2 separate regions of the Homo sapiens genome follow, and region 2 is linked to region 1. A link is a loop called in an ENCODE intact Hi-C map of the cell type or tissue named here. Cell type or tissue: endothelial cell of umbilical vein. All regions are shown on one strand. Each heading gives the region's core, and the rest is flanking DNA. Links, peaks and the distances in the headings are about the cores only. Region 1 overlaps MAP2 (microtubule associated protein 2). Region 2 overlaps MAP2 (microtubule associated protein 2).

What was found. Peaks named below come from ENCODE experiments on the same cell type or tissue, not always from the same donor. Only the 100,000 strongest peaks of a DNase experiment are listed, where the experiment ranks them.
Region 2: a loop joins it to region 1, with 8 times the contacts of the local background. A loop is called at or near these places in 5 of 110 quality-filtered maps.

The regions. Positions count from the first base shown.
Region 1 is chr2:209,521,868-209,530,215 of GRCh38, reverse strand. All of the region lies in intron 2 of MAP2 (microtubule associated protein 2), which reads right to left. Among named protein-coding and RNA genes, the nearest start is that of MAP2, 100 kb to the right of the region's middle. In endothelial cell of umbilical vein, for the core only: no CTCF peak of the experiment used is centred there; DNase peaks (open chromatin) are centred at 3,415 and 4,145; H3K27ac peaks cover 3,227 bases.
Region 2 is chr2:209,470,058-209,478,405 of GRCh38, reverse strand. All of the region lies in intron 1 of MAP2 (microtubule associated protein 2), which reads right to left. Among named protein-coding and RNA genes, the nearest start is that of MAP2, 50 kb to the right of the region's middle. In endothelial cell of umbilical vein, for the core only: no CTCF peak of the experiment used is centred there; DNase peaks (open chromatin) are centred at 1,385, 1,855 and 4,245; H3K27ac peaks cover 3,198 bases.

The sequences.
Region 1 (8,348 bases), core at 284-8,283:
GCCCATCTCTGCATTTCTCCCTCCTGCTATCTGGGATGCATATGTGATAAGACAGTGGGGGCAGAAGCAGCCATCTTGGAAACAAAATGGAAGTTGCATGTTGAGGACAGCAGGGCAAAAATACAGAGAGCATCTGGGTCCCTGATGATAATGGAGCACTATGTTAAACTTGAGTTGGCTTAAGTTACTGTTATTTTAAATTTTTTGTAATTCTTCCCCATGTGGTCAAAATTAAATATACCTAAGGAAAACTCTGCTCTCAATACTCATAGAATTATTGAGTTTGTTTCTCCTCTACAATCATTAATGGGCGGGCGGGTGGGGAAGAAGAAAGAAAAGAAAGAACAAAATGTTGGGCTATAACAAATGACTTCAGCAGTCAAGACGTGAGTAATTGGTCTAGGACAGATGGGAGTACAATTAAAGGTTATGGCTAAAATGAGAAATAAATAGCTTATAGGTACTTAGTGACATATGTATTTGCTCAAAGTATTTATTGCTTCTCTATGGACCATTTTTCATCTTGCTGATGCCCTTTAGTGAATGATGAATCTGCTTGCCTCCCACTTATTTTAGATTGAATTCTATTTTTAGAATAATTATAAAGGGATTTTAGGAGACCTGGTGTCATTATAAGACTGGATATGTTAATAAGTAACATTTGTGATAATCAGACCCATATATTTTTTCTTGAAGAGTTGCTTTAATGGACTAAACAGTAACATCGATGATTTCCATAGGAGATATATGCTTTTCTCACTTACACCCAGCAATGTTCCTCATCTGACAGGTTCAGTTACCATCTCTTCATCAAATCACACATACAGTTGTTTGTTAAGAAGTTTACTTATTCATGTTAATTGACGTACAATGCATTAACTATAAGTCGGTTTTGACTGAATGCCTTGCTAATTTATAATCTTGACAACAATAGAGTTTGTCTTCCTAAACTTGCTTACTTCCTTTCAAAATGGAATGCCCTTGTTGCTCTAACATTGCAAGCAAGGAAGCTTTAGTGTCCTCTCCACCACATTTGATAACTGTTGCTGCTTCATCCACACCACCATTTTTTTTCCTAACTAAAATCCTTGTCAGTTCTAATGTGTACTATAGCAAACTCCATTTGAGAGACAAATAGCACCTCCTTATTCTTAGTTCAGACTCAAAGTTCTTAAGGAACTATAATGAATTGGTCTTCCCCAGAGAAAAAGGCTAGATATGTGATTAGGCTTTTTAAAATGTGAAAAAATGATTGAGGATATATGTATATGTACATATGTATGTATATATATGTATGTGTGTATATATGTGTGTATATATATGTATATACACACATATATACATATACACACACATATACACACACACATATATATACATACATATGTACATATACATATATACATACATATGTACATGTACATATATACATACATATGTACATATACATATATACATACATATGTACATATATACATGTATATTTATGTACATATACATGTATATATATATAGTCCTAAGATGACATGGGCTCAGCTATTCTTCCAGGTCCTCTTTTGAGAAAGAACCCAAGTTCTGATGCTCTTTCAGCTACAGTGAAAGGTCTGGGGACTAGAAGTCAAGCATTCAAAAGGCTGAACTGTCAATATGTTAACCAAATTATAATCAAGTTAAGAATGAAATGTGGCAACTGAAATATTTTCCCATAAATGACAGAAGTGGTTTTAATAAAAAAGCAAATATAACATTATATTGCTATTTTATAAATTAAAGCAGATTTAGTACATAAAAATTTTAAAGTGAGGAACCATTCCTATCTTTCTCTAAAACAGAATTACATAGAATTTCCAAGAAAGAAGACTATATAATATCTACGTAATATTTCCCATTCTAAAGAAGTTTAATTTTTAGCTTTACATACAATTACTGATTTTGAGTATTTGTCCTGAAGAGCTGTGGCTCACCTACAACAGGTTCTAGGGTTGAATTTATACATATACCATGTGGGAAGTTTGGGGGGATGAAGGAGGTAGGTATACACTTAAAAATAAATGGGAATTACAGCCCAGTCTTCTAGAAACTTGAATTTGCATATTTTCTGGGGTGGGCAGGGGGGGAAGATGGCTTCTACCTTGCAAGATTCTACAGGGACATATAATCTATGCCTACCATGCCCATAATTTAATAAATAAATGTTAAGCCCCTGCATTAATTTAGAGAGAGAACTTCGTATAATATGAATCTTTTTGGATCTCCTGAAGAAATATGCCCAGAGAAATTACAGGGATTTTGAAAAGTTAAAAACAAAGCCAGGAGGCAATCTATGTCTTCTCACTGGTTCTCAAACTTCAGCATCAGAATTACTTGGAAGACTTGACAAAACGCAGGTTACCGAGCTGCAGCCACACATTTCTGATTCACTAGGTCTGGGGTGGAGCCCAAAGATTTACATTTCTAACAAGTACCCATGTGATGCTGATGGTGCTGGTTCAGGGGACACTCTGAGAACCACTGTCCTTCATGAAGGAAGGGCATAAAGAAGCCAAATCAGGAGCTCAGCTCTCACCTCTAAGAGGGCACAGCCACACATGGTGTCACACTAAGCACCTGAGAAAGATCCATAAGAGATGGTTCCTTAATCAAGTATGTAACCTCATTGTTGTGAAGAAAGCTGCTAGTGGGATGGGAATTGTGGGATGTGGTGAGAAAGAAGAGAGGCGGAGTACACGGCTGCGAGGGGAAGACCAGACAACAGTAGGCATCGGTGTATGCGTGAAAATAGTGACTAAATTCATATTCATTGAACAGATATTATTGAGCAACTATGATGTGCCAAAAACTTGGCTAGATGTTAGGGACTCATCAGTGATCAAAACAGAAAATGTTCCTGCTCTATGAACATTCTAGTTAGGTGAAACAATAATTAATTGTACAAAAAAATATATCAGATATATCAGTAATATAGAAATGCTATGGAGAAAAATACAGGGTAGAGTAAGTGAGGATTAAGTGTTCTTTTTTATTTCTACACAGGGTGATACAGGAACGATGTCCACCAGATATCACACTAAGAACTGCCACAAGAAAATGAGACAATTCTAATGTGTAACTTTGCAATCACTTTTCTCCCAGATGCCAGGATTAGTATAAAGAGCTCCAGATAGTGAGGGTGCAGAATTCATAAAAGTCCATCTGCCTGGAGCTCTGTCCTATTCATATATTCACAAGTCTCCTGGTTTAATTAAGTAAATCTGGGAGAGAAGAAAAAGTATTTGTTGGTTTTGTAGTCAGTCAGCTTTACAGATTCCCCACTATATTCCATCATAGATCTGCCATGGATGATCAAGCTTAGGAAAGACATTTGTACATCTTATATCTCAGGTATGAAATGAAACTTTTCTAACACATGACCATCATCAGAAAACAGGGATGCCGTTAGATTTAGTTACAGTTCTTATTATAGCAGCACTTCCTTCTTTCACTTTCAGGGTGGCAAAAAATAGGACTTAGGTCAGCTAATACTTCTGCAAGGATCTAGTATGAAGATAATCTAGTTAGAAGACACTGTTTGGTTAGTTTTCAATGATCCAAGGAAAGATTTGCCCCAGGGAGAATCCTTGCTCTTTTAAATTTATAAATGCATATATCCTAAGCAAATACTCACGTATTTTACCCAAATAAATCTAGAGTGCTCTTTAAAAAAAAAAGAAAGAAAAAAATAAAGAAACAAACCAAAAAACGAAAGCCTGAGAAAGGTCTCTCAGCCTCCCCCTTCTGTATTTCTCTCTATGTACTCACATGTGGATATTAATTTTATATTCTTTAAATTGGATTTCCCTCCACTTCCAGAATTCTCAGGCACTCAGACATTTAGTGAAATATGCTATTTGCTTTTGTATATTATTACTATTTAAACTCTTAATTTTCTGCATTTTCATGAGGTCACTTCCTAGACTCCTAGTTTCCTCTTTTAAACCACAGCTGCCTCAAGCTGACTATGCTCAAAAGAATAGGACTTATGAAAAAAGTAGGCATTGCTAATCCACTGCTAGTTGAAAATACTTTCTGAATTATCAGACCTTCTGTAAAAAGCCCATGATATGCTTCATTATGTAAACAAACCTCCTCTGTGTTGCTTTTTAAGCTTGAAAATATCAAAATCATGACATAACATGAGAAGAATTCCATTTTGACAAAATGAAAAACACAAAAATTCTTCTACCCAGAAAAAAAAGAAACAGAATGTAATGGGGGAAAATAAATGCAAAAATAGAATTGGCTAGAAACCAGCAACCACAAGAAAAGAAATATGACAGGAAATGGAACTAATCAGTTACTATAGTGAAGAGTTTTTTCCCCAGACTTTCTTAGGAGAAAAAGAGAAATTCTAAAGAAATGTAGAAACTAAGAGTTTGGACAAAGTTATTTATATAATCTTGAACTATACAAAATTCCCTGAGAATGTATATGTTTTTTGAAAGGACAATGGAGTTTTTATTTAGCGGAATTTTGAAAGTTTATCTTCTTTGGGATTCTTTTGGTAAAGCTTTAGTTAGAAGGGTTGGAACTTTTGAGGAGTAATTTCTATATAACTACACTATGATATCTTTTTCCAGAGGCAGAATTATCTTCCTTTCTAATTCAAGGCCACTCGAAGGCTTAGTCCATGCAGGAATGGGCTTGCTTTGTCAGAACCCTCTTCAGCTCAGCAACAGACATTGCCAACAGATTAGCCTTCCGTGAATAACAATTCTTCATACACTGGAAAATTTTTCACATGAAAATTGCTCCTTTGGGTTATTCTCCCATTACAACTTACTTTTATTATTGGGTTATTTTGGTATAGACTATATCAAGTTTTTTAGCTGTTTTATGCCTAGATAAAATTAGAAGACGTCATTTCTAAATATAGATATGAAAAATTAATCTCTATATTAAAAACAAATTTAGAAATAATTGTCATTTATTTGCTAGTTGTTTTGTGACTCTAAGTTTTAAAAAAATTAGTAGCTAATTCACTTAACAAAAGTCATTTCCAAAATGTTTGACAACCTCTGAGCATGTCTACAGAGATGGTAGATACAGAATAGTCTTTATTTAATTTCTAATATCCTACTGGAAAAATATGGATAAAAGCTAGAACGTATATTAAAAATAATACGGCTCATCTCCATTTAATTTATATACAAGAAAACCCAGGTCTCAAGATTTGAATTTCCTTATTCAAGGTAACACAGCTGCTTAGCAGACGAGACAAAAATTGAAACCAGGTCTCTGGATCCCAAGGGACACTGATGGTCCCTAATTATCATGGGGTAAGAGAGATCCACCAACAACCAAATAACAAACACAACAGGTAATGAATTGAAAAAAAAATTGATATTAACTTTTTTCACACCCTTTGTAATCCATAGAAGCTTATTCATAAATAAATTAGTGAATGTCTTGTGATTCAATTGAACCAACATTTCCCAGTGTTCAGGCAAGACAGAAAGACTGAAAAGAGGATGAATGATGAAAAGGTTCCTGAGTCAAAGTAATTTATTGAATTTTTCTTTTTCCAGCTCTATTATTTTACACATATAATAATGAAAGTTGATGAATGTATACTTTATGCAAGTGTGTTACATATATTACCTGGTAACATATTATATTGTATAGTGTATTGCATGTATTACCTTATTTATTTCCTTTTATTGCTATTATCTTAATGTTTAATCTCATGTTTCGAGGCTACTAACATAGCAATTATCATAAAGCTAACAGCCAGCATTTGAAACCAAATCTAAATGATTCCAATGTATATCTCTATCCAGTGAATTATATTGCTTAATTGTTGAAAACTCTCCCTGACTCTGGATTATGTGTGTTAAAAATAAAAAAAAGAAAAAAAAGAAAAAGACTAAAGAAACTACTTCTGCCTGTTGAAAAAAATCATATTTCTAAAATTAGATACAAATAACTATTAAAATTGATTCTAAATTGGGATAAATAAGATAAACAGGACTTTCAAAATGAATGCCTTTATGCATCACTGAGCATCTAAAATGCCTTCTCAAGGTTTCCATGCCAACCTTTCTAGAATGCTAAAATAAGCTGTGAAACAACATTTACTCATACCACAATATGTAGTTTTTGATGCACTAAATTGTTTCGCTGCATTTAATAAAAAAAAAAGCTCAAATAAATTTTGAGTATTTAGCAAATGGGGGAAGTAAAAATGGTACCAGTCATCAGTGAGCAGGCAAACAATGTAACTTTTGTTTGTCTAAATGAGACAAGCCTTAAGAAGGACTTAAACGGAACTTTTCATTTCTGCTAACATCCTTTTTATGTATATCCATAGTTAGTCATCGCTTTTCAAAATAGAGTTTTATAAAAGTTATGTTTAAATTATAAACAACACTAAGCACTTAACACTGAATATATAAAAGACAAATTTGGAAATCTAGGGCACTTCAATCTTTGATTCGGACCACCTGGCAAGAGAAAAATAAATGAATAAAAAGCCAAATGGAGCTGAATAGGTCTCATGCAGTTTGAAGAGATTTCTTTTTACCTGTCAAGCTCCTTAAAAGTAAATATTGCAGTTTGACTGCTGAATTACGACAGGAGCCTCCAGTGGAGAAGCAGCAGCTCCTGCAGGCTGGAAGAGATGGGCAAGAGAAGGGCCTAGCATTTGGGTCCAGCCTCCAGCATGCAGAAGACGTAGGCTGAGGAGCTCAGACAGGGTGGTTAGAAAGGGAATACTCAGGACAGCAATAGAGAAGGGCACACAGGGCGCTGGAATAGTAACAGCAATCCAACAACAGCAATGAGAGTAAGAGTGAATGTGGGCAACATCATAAACACTAAAATTATATCAAGCAACGCACTAAGTTCCAGAAAGACAGTAATGACAAGCCATGTGTGGTCTCTGACTTCAACAACTAGGAATCTAATTAATCTTTAAAACATGTTGATTAGGGAGGGAGAATAAAGCGAAATGCCATGAGAGATTGCATTCGGGGTGTTATGGGAGTGCACAGTGAGGGCATCTCGCCCACTGTAGGAAAGACGGCTCTGAGTAACTGAGGTCTAAGCATTCACTCCTAACAGAAAAAAACATGGAGAATAAAAGGAGGAGAGATGGCAGGAAATAAGGCTGAAGAACCATTTACTGACTTAACTAATTTAAGCTGAATGCAAATGTCAGATTTTAATTTGTCCCTTACCAGGTTTTTAAGTATGTAATACATCATATCTAAAGACCAATATTGGCAACCATAAACAGGAAAAGACAACTGTAAATTTATTAGAGTCACAACTACACTTACTCCACCACCAATAATTGTGGGCTTCAATGAGTTAGTTGACATCTCTTTGATTCAGTGCTCTGGGTTTTCTATGTAAGTTGTAACAGTTTGAATGCAACCGTTTTGTTACTGAGGGAGCAGCATCAACTGATACTTTCCCTGAATGAAGAAAATTTAAGATTTTACCAAAGGTAAATAAACAAAAACAAAAACAAAAACTTCCATATGGAGCTTTAAATAAATTTCCTGGATTGAGGTCTTAGGCCACGTCCTTACAACTGCAGAGACCTACAAGTGCAGGCCTCTTACATATATTAATTATTTTGAAACTTTTTTCATATATGGATTTGAACTCTCAATCAGAAATACAATGCTTGATTATACAGCACTTTCAAAAGTTATTTTTAAAAATTATTTGTCACAAACATTTCTTGAAACATCATATAAGAAGGGGCAATATTTTCCTCAACCTGAGGTTTATGACTTGTCAACTACTTCAATATGATTTAGGTCTCTCTTATCCCAACCTGCAAGACTTCTTCCAAATCATTTTATTTTCCTGCATCTATGATACTCTAGTTTTTAGAGTTCAAAATGCTGTTTTGTGACAGGTGCCATTGGTTTTGCATTAGCCATATTTACAGGGCTCTGCCTTGATTCAGAAGTGTATGGCCATGGCTTTCTAATCTGATTAGCTCCTTGGAATTTATATTACTGTCTTTACTGAATATATTTTTCTCATTTCACAGCTGAGATCTAGCTGGTGGAAAAAAAAAAGGAGGCCCATCAATCCTAATGGGGCACTGGTTTAAATGATGCTGACTCTTGTTCTATATCCAGTATGAGAAGCAGCTCGACACAGGTCTTTGATGCTTCTTTAAAAGTGAATGAACAAATTCTCCCTCATTTGAATTTTATTTATGAAAACAATACTTTCTGAACCAAAGCTCTAAAAATATGGCTTGTCAAAAGATTTTTCTGTGTAATTTATGATTTAATTAATATGAAGTCTTACAAAACTGAACTGAACTACACTGCTATGTATTTATAATT
Region 2 (8,348 bases), core at 156-8,155, 52 kb after region 1:
TATGCTGGGAATTCTTTGGATGCGTTAACTCACATAGTTTTTAAAATAAATGTATGAGGTAGATAATATTATGGTTATCTCCATTTTAAAGATAAGGACATCAGGCACAGAGAGTCACTTGCTAAGGGTCACAGGAGATAGCATGATAGGGATTTTAAACTGGACTGCTTGATTTCAGAGGCTGGGTTCCTAACCACTAAAATTGATGTCATTCTCTTACAGGTAACTAGCAATAATGACGTGTTTACCAGAATTTTTTGTTTGTTTGTTTTTCATTCTATTTTCCCCACACCTAACTGATCCTAATCAGGTGCTACAAAACTTTAGCCCAAGTAGCACTTTCTTAATACAATAGAATAAGAGTAATCTACCAGTATTTTTAGTATCTTTATTTTATTTTTTGAGACAGAGTCTCGCTCTGTTCCCCAGGCTGGAGTGCAGTAGCCCTATCACAGCTCACTGCAGTCTCAATCTCCCAGGCTCAAGCCATCCTCACACCTCAGCCTCCGCAGTAGCTGGGACTACAGGCATGCACCACCACACCTGGCTTTTTTTTTTTTTTTAATATTTTGTATAGAGGAGGCCTCACTTGTGTTGCCCAGGCTGGTCTTGAACTTCTGGGCTCAAGTGATCCTCCCATTTTAACCTCCAGAGTAACCAGGATTATAGGCGTGAGCCACCATACCCAACCTTTAGTATTTTCAACATCAGAACTGTCAGAGTGGAGAGACAAAGAAGGAAAAATGTTAGAAGGGATGCAGAGAAGGGGAGAGAGAGGTAGGGGGAAGAGAAGAAAGCATAGGTAGAGATTAAGACAGACTTAAATATCCATTTAAAATTATTTCCCTTTGGTTAAAGAATAGCCTAATGTTCTTTATTGTGCCCTCCACTAAAGACAATTGTAAAGGGTTTTAGGAATAGCATGAACCTTTCACACATGTGGCTAAAGCAATGGAAAGAAAAAAAAATCATGATGTATTCTTTATTGTCATTATTTTTAATTTTTTTTAATAGAGCCATATTTATGTACTACAGTTTGACTTCTTCATATTTCATTTTTGTGGCTTTTTTTTCAATATAACATTTTCTTTTGAAATAGTTTAAGATTGACAAGCAGTTACAAAGTGGCCCAGGCTATGGCATACCCTTCACTCAGCTTCCCCAATTCCATCGTTAATTTTTTGTATATGAAAAAGTGAATGGATCACTTTCATTGTTTCCAAATCTTCTGAAAAGCACAGAAACTAACACTTGTGCAGTACGCACACCAATGGCCTGCAAGGTGGCTCTGTTGCAAGACTCTTGATGAAGCTTGGGGAAGACGTCATCAAACTCTGGACTTGAATGTTAAACCTGCTGGCAGCCTGCCCTCTCACAGTATGGTCTTCGTCATGGGTGCCAACAAAACTTGGCCTTGTTTAAAAAGAAAAATAGCTCAGCCAATCTTTGTGATGAAGGTTTTGAATGCTTAACTGAATTCAATTAGGACAGGAAAAAGGAATTGCCTTTACATGTGCAGAATAAAAAAATCTGTTTTTATTTTTTTTCCAAAGAGCTCACTTTTCTCAAATGAGAAAATGAAGTTTAATTTAGTATAAGAAAGATCAATTGTAATAAAGAAAACTTAAAAGGCTTTGTGTCAAGACGGATTATATTCAAAAGCAATATTTAGGTGATGGGTTAAGAGAACAGCTGGCACAATTAAGGCCTGAATGTGCACCCTGTGGTTGAGAAGAAAATGAAGAGCACTTAATCATATGGACGTCGTATATTTTTCAAGACATAAAACCTCTAATGTTGCTTTTCCCAGACCAAGGTTGGTGAAAAAGCTTGGAGACTGTTTTATTACATTGGGCTTTCTGCCCAGTTTTAATCACCATTAGGGAAATAGGGCTCTGACCAGGATACTATATTTCACTTTCAGGATGGCTAGTGGCAAGTAGCATTGTATTTCCTAAATTACAGCCTGAATTATACGTATAGCAGAATGATGAAAAAAAAAAAAAAACTAAGAAAAACAAATCGTGGGGAGGACTACTACAGGTTTGACTAATTTACCACTTTCTGTAAATGGATCTCTTTCTTCAGCGTCGGTTTACTGAGATGTTTAATTCCAAAGTATAGGAAACAATCTTATGTCAGAGGTCAATAGATCTTCTTTCCAAGTGACTGCTATCACTTTGAGATGGACAGAACTCTCATTTCCAAAACTAGGATCCACAATCATGGTCTCGAGAAGGCTTTGGCTTAAAATTCATACCCATTTTTAAAGTATTTTCTAAATGTTTATTCTAGATGCACCTTCCTCTATTCTGGATGATAAGAAACTTGTTTTGTTTTTTTTTAAGATGAGAAGTTCCCAGAATAGTAAAATACATTCAATCTAAAATTTAAAAAAGCATTTTGAGTTATATTAAAATTGTCTTCTCTGAAAGAGAGAAATGGAAAGCTTTGTCTAATAAACATTCAGCATGTACCAACTGACCTCTCATCAGTTTTTCCTAGAGAAAAGAAATTTACAGTTTTTCTAGAGACTCTTCATAGAAGGTTCTGGAATACTGCTAAACTGTGATCCACCGTGTTCATATTTCTTGTACTTAAGTACTATAAATATATTCCATACAAGTTGACATAATTACATAGTGTTAAAGTTAAATATGCATTAAAAACTAGAATACATAGATACAAAGATTGATGCTTATTTAAAATTGACACATTAATAGAACAGTAGTTCAAATAGGCTGAATTTTTTTATTGCCTGCTCTTCAAACAAAAAATGGTTGTTTCCTACTTGAACATAACAATATTGATTTGACCCCTAAGCTGTACTTCACTATTTTATATAATTTCTGATTTTACATTTTATGAGGCTTTTCCTCTCATATGTACCCTTAGATGAAATAGTAATATCTCTGCTAAACATTTATTTCTAAATGTTTTTATTTTTTCAAATACTATGTTTTTCCCTAATGTTATAAAGTAATGCAGTTTCAGGACAATTGCACTGAGCAGAGATGAAAGGGAGTATTTGGCCTTTCAGTTCAGAGTTGTATACAGTGGCTTAAATAAATAAAAACAAGAGGAGAACTCTATACACAGTTTATATATTTTTACCATGAGTAAAGACAAAATCTTACAAGTATGCATTTTTAAGAACTGATCAGAAGATGGTTTTACATTCACTGACTTGTGATTTGTGTACGTGTATAAACACACAGTAGGATGTTACCATTTTTATGTAAACTTCATGACGGGAGCAAATTACTTTACTGTAACAGATTGTGTTTAAAGATATCTAACTATAAATCAATTTTCCAGACTGCAGGATTAAGACAAGAAATGGAGCTAAAACTCATTCCTCTTCATACACATAGAAAATTATTAGGTAGGAAAAAAATGCTTTCACCCAATCAAGAATAATACTAGAGTGAAAACCCATTACTTGCAAAAAGTGAAAAAGATATTTGAAATTATCTCTGGCAGGAGGGAGAAGATAAATCCTGACCAAATTGGATTCAGAAATAATATTGTTGAATTGAGAAAAATATATATGTTTTCCTCATGCCTATTTATAGATTTAAATTGTTTGCATATATGTATGCATATAGTAACAATCTCCATGTATTTTACTCACTGTGTAGTAAAATACGGTTTTATTTTATTTGCCTGAAAATCACCCATTTCGAGCTTTAAGTAGCACCCATTTGTCCTAGTATTTGTGGTGTAATAAAGTTATACTTTGTTACTTATACGAACAGTTAATTTTTGTAATACATACACATACACACTCATATATAATATACTTCTCCCCTCTCTTTCTTTCTTATAACAATACTGATCTTCAAAGCAGGAGATTATGGAATATAATGGTCCATACTATTATATTAGAATGTAATGGAATACTATTTGTCAGAAACCAGCATTGAGAATCTGCTTTTATAGACTGTGCATTGTTCCTGGGCTGGTGGAATAAGCAATAAATAATTATTTTAACAGCGATATAACTGCCTTCCTATCATGCTGTAACATAAATTATACAAAGGACTCATAACTTTCACTATCTAAGAAAAAAAAATCCAACTGACAAAACACATGCAGTAAAGTCATTGTCTTTAGGCACTTACACATTTGGCTCCATTGAATTGCAGTGACTTCCTAAAACTTAGACCAAAGTTAAGTACATTTACAAAGATTAAACCACAAATCAGTTGTAGCCAAAATTGCTTTGGTTCAACACCTGGCAGTATGCCCATATCTCAAGCTCCCCTTGGTAAACCACTATAGAGAGCATCTAAGGTAATGAGTACTACTTCTAAAGTTTGCCTCCTCAGATCGGTTCAATGTTAGAAAACAACATGAATCAGGTTTGTGGAATGTGAGTAGAGCACTGCGGAGTAGATCCTTAAGTGGTGAAACCACACAGAAATAGACAAAGATTGCATAAGGCAAATAAATACAGTAAGCTAGAAATAATCACATTTTCTCCTAGTGAAACCTTAAGAAGTAATATGTGATAATTTTTTTAAAATATATGCTGTAAAATACAAGGATACAAATATGTATTTAGTCATTGTTTAATAAGGTGCTATTAAGACAGTGATAAATAATTTTAGTTCTATTTCCTAAGTTCTAATTTTTCATTAGTTACTTCATATCTAAGGTATTTATTAAATATATCACAAACTAGTCTCATAAACACTTCAGAGATCTCTATTAATAATTCCTGTAACTTTTTGCCTGGCAGGCCAAAACTGTAAGAGTAGATAACTATACATCTCTGTTTTATCTTTATCTGTTTCTATACCCCTAAGTATAAAATTTTAAATTAAAATTTAGACACTTGGGGGTGATAAATCATAATATAAAATTGTACAGGTCTCTTAATGAAAACATATGTGACAAAAGCAAACTTTTAAATATATAGGGTACTATACCTCCTTCTACCTCCTAGGTCCTGCTGTAGACTCTTCACCCTCAAGACCTTAACTCTTTAACAAATGGATTTTCATTATTTAATTAATCTATATTAAAATACTAAGAAGAATGAAGGAAAGCAACATTTCTACTCATCAGTAAAATCCTCTAAAAGTCACTGAGTAGAAAGGCACAGACCACTTTTTTACCACTTATTTTCTCACCAAAGTATAATTATTTGCCACCAATAACCTGACAATCACTGTAAAACGTGGGATTTATGGATGAACAAACTTGGTTCCAGGAATGCTAGTAAGTACTTGAGACAGACCAGACCAAAATACAGCACAACACTAAGCAGGAAGTGCAATAATAGTTGATGTGGGGAGGACAATTTGTGACATACTTTAAGAAGGGTATGAAGTCACCAAGGAGTAGCGTCCTGCTCCTGGAGCTCAGACTGCAATCCTAGCCATCAAAGATGTTGGTCTGATGTTGAAAGAATCAGAAGAATGTAAAACCAATAAATATATACATAACAGTAATCAGAAATCCCTATACATTGTTTGAAAATTGCTAATCCACTTATGTTCTTTCCTATAAGACAGACTTGACTAGAAGATCTCTCAACTTCCTTCTAATTCATTGCTAGCATTATATTAAATATGATAATGCTTTTGTACCAACTCACAGTTGACTGTTCTTGGATATAAAACAATGACTAAGCAATTTCAGTGACGGCAATAATTTTTTTTTTGAGTAGTTCTAACCACTCATCTCTGTGTTACACAATCCTGTTTTTTTTCCTCCTCCCTCAAGGTTTAAGGGGGCAAATGGTCTTTGGTAATTAGTGCTTAACTTCTCTTCTTTCATTCACAAAGAGGTATTTCAACACTCAAGCCTTTGTCAGTACTTTGATGAATTGTGCTCTTCAATCTTCTGGAAACGAATAGCAGACTGCAAGGTCTCGTTTTTCCTGAGATTCACCTGACCATGAGCTTTTAAGTGTCACTTTACAACTCCAACATAACCCAGGGCTGGCTATACCCTTCAGAACTCTGGTGGAAATGAAGCAGCAGGCCAAGTACCTTGGCCTTCAACAGCTTCCTGACTCTAGTTTTAAGCTTGGTGTTGATATACCTTGAACAATCCTAAGGGACCCATTTTCTCCTTAATAAACCTAGTCACCAACTTAAATCCTTGGCTAACAGCCCAGACACACACTTGCTCTGAAGGCCATCAGTAATAACATCCCAGAGGGGCTCCAAATGAAAATTAAAAATCTATAACTTCTATGTGAGATGACAGATATGTTAATCTGTTTCACTATTGTAACCATCTTTTATTTTTATGTATCCCATAGCATCACGTTGTAAACCTCATATATACAAAATAAAATTTATTATTAAAAAAATCAATAGTTACATGATATGTAATTGTCAGCTGTTCATAACATATCTAGCATATTAACCCTTATGGAAAATCATTGGGATGAAGTGGTGGTGGGGAGAATAGCAAAATTGGCTGTGAAACTCCTTTTAACCATAAAATTTGATTTATTTATCTTTTCAACACAGCAGCAAAAATACAATATCTCATTTTCATGTCCTTATGTTAGGACTTACTAAAGTTAGAAATTCCTACTAATAGAGACCAGGTTTACATATATTTGACCTTATCATTAAAATTTCTACTTATTTGGCATTTTAAAACCTAATTTAACCCTTCATTCTCAAGGAACTATATTTTTAAGGTAATAACATATATCAAATAAAAGAAAATTAATATAAATAAAGTATTTGTAGAACACGTTCCTTCCTCTTTATTCTTTTATTAAGTGCCGGGGGTGGGGGGTTGGGAACATGAGAAAAATCATTTAAGTACTAGGTTAAAAAGTTCCCACAGTTCTTAAAAACTTTTAGTAAATTAATTTTGAAATAATAGCTTTCTTTACCAAATTTACCTACAATTTTAGAACAGTTAATGGTCAAACCCCATTTAATATTCCTCCCTTACCCTAGCAGCACCTACTTTTATTTAACAATTCAATAGCTAAGGACATGTAAGGCACCATGCTAGGTACTGGGGATATCATTGGTGACCAAAACCAGACCCAGTTCCCATTCTCAAAAGGCTTACAATCTAGTAGAGAAGACAGGTATTAATAGGTTTAACATAATTAAAACCTGAAGTGAGTATTCTGAGGCAAAAGAACCTGAAGGAGTTTGAGTAAGGATTCCCTTCCTGTGTAGGATGAGTCAGAATTAACCAGAAAGAGGGAGAGTGGGTGAGAATGTGAACTAGAAGAAAATGCATGTTGCCTTAGAAAAGAGAAACATGGTGTATTTGAGGTAAAATGTGGCAATGTGGAGAATGGTAGAAGTGAGACTAGGAAAACAGGCAAGAGTCAGACCATGCAGAACCTTGTCAGTCATAGAAAGATTTGTCTTTGTACCAGAAGACAAACGGGAAGTTACTAAAGACCTTTAAACAGGGACATGAATACTGATAAGTTTGTATTTTTCCAAAATTAGTCTACTCCAATATGGAGGACAAGTTGAAGGGCATGTTCAGGAGATATGGGAAAATCAGTAAGTCATTGTCAAAAGCAAGACCGTGTTTGTGTTCATTAGAGAAGATGAATGGGGAAAGATAATGTGCAAGTGGTTTTTGCCCTCAAAAAGGTGTTCCCTTTCAGTATTTACTTTTGGAATCCAGGTATATTAGTGCAGAGAAGCTGGACTTGGGAGTTAGTATAGCCACACCAAGCGCCCCTAGCTGACCTCAGAATTGAAAGTACATGGTGCATGGGAGCTATGATGGAGACAGAACAGCCAGGGGCAGTGGCTGTTAATGCGGGTGAGGTTGAGAAACTTTTGGTGACAAAGACAAGACATCTTTCTGATGAGATTTTACCCTTACCCACTGCAGTTCAGTGACATCACTTATTTTACAGGAGAAAAATACAGGAAAAGGTAGAAAAAATATTTAATTATATACAATTATATATATAATATATATGTTTATATATATTTTTTACTTAATTTCCCCTCTAAGTAAGGCAGAAGAGAAGTCTGTGAGAGGGGAGATGTATGCGTAATTACAGTATAGCACAAATTCAAACTGCTAAAGAAGACACGTTAATAATACGCTTGGCTAGATAAATATACAAGATCCCTTGCCATATGTAAAACCACTTTTAAAACAGTGCCAAGGGGCACTGTGCATGTACATGACAAGCTGTTTCTAATGATCTTCTCCCGCATAGCATTTGCCTTGCCCAAAGCATTGTTTGGATTTTCACTTCTTTCAATCACAAGTGTTTAAATTCAAACATGCTATACTAATTTTGAACATTGAAGATTTGCTATATTAAAAAAATATGGATGACTAAGTTCTGAAAGCAAACATATGTGTTTGATGCAGCAAACCAT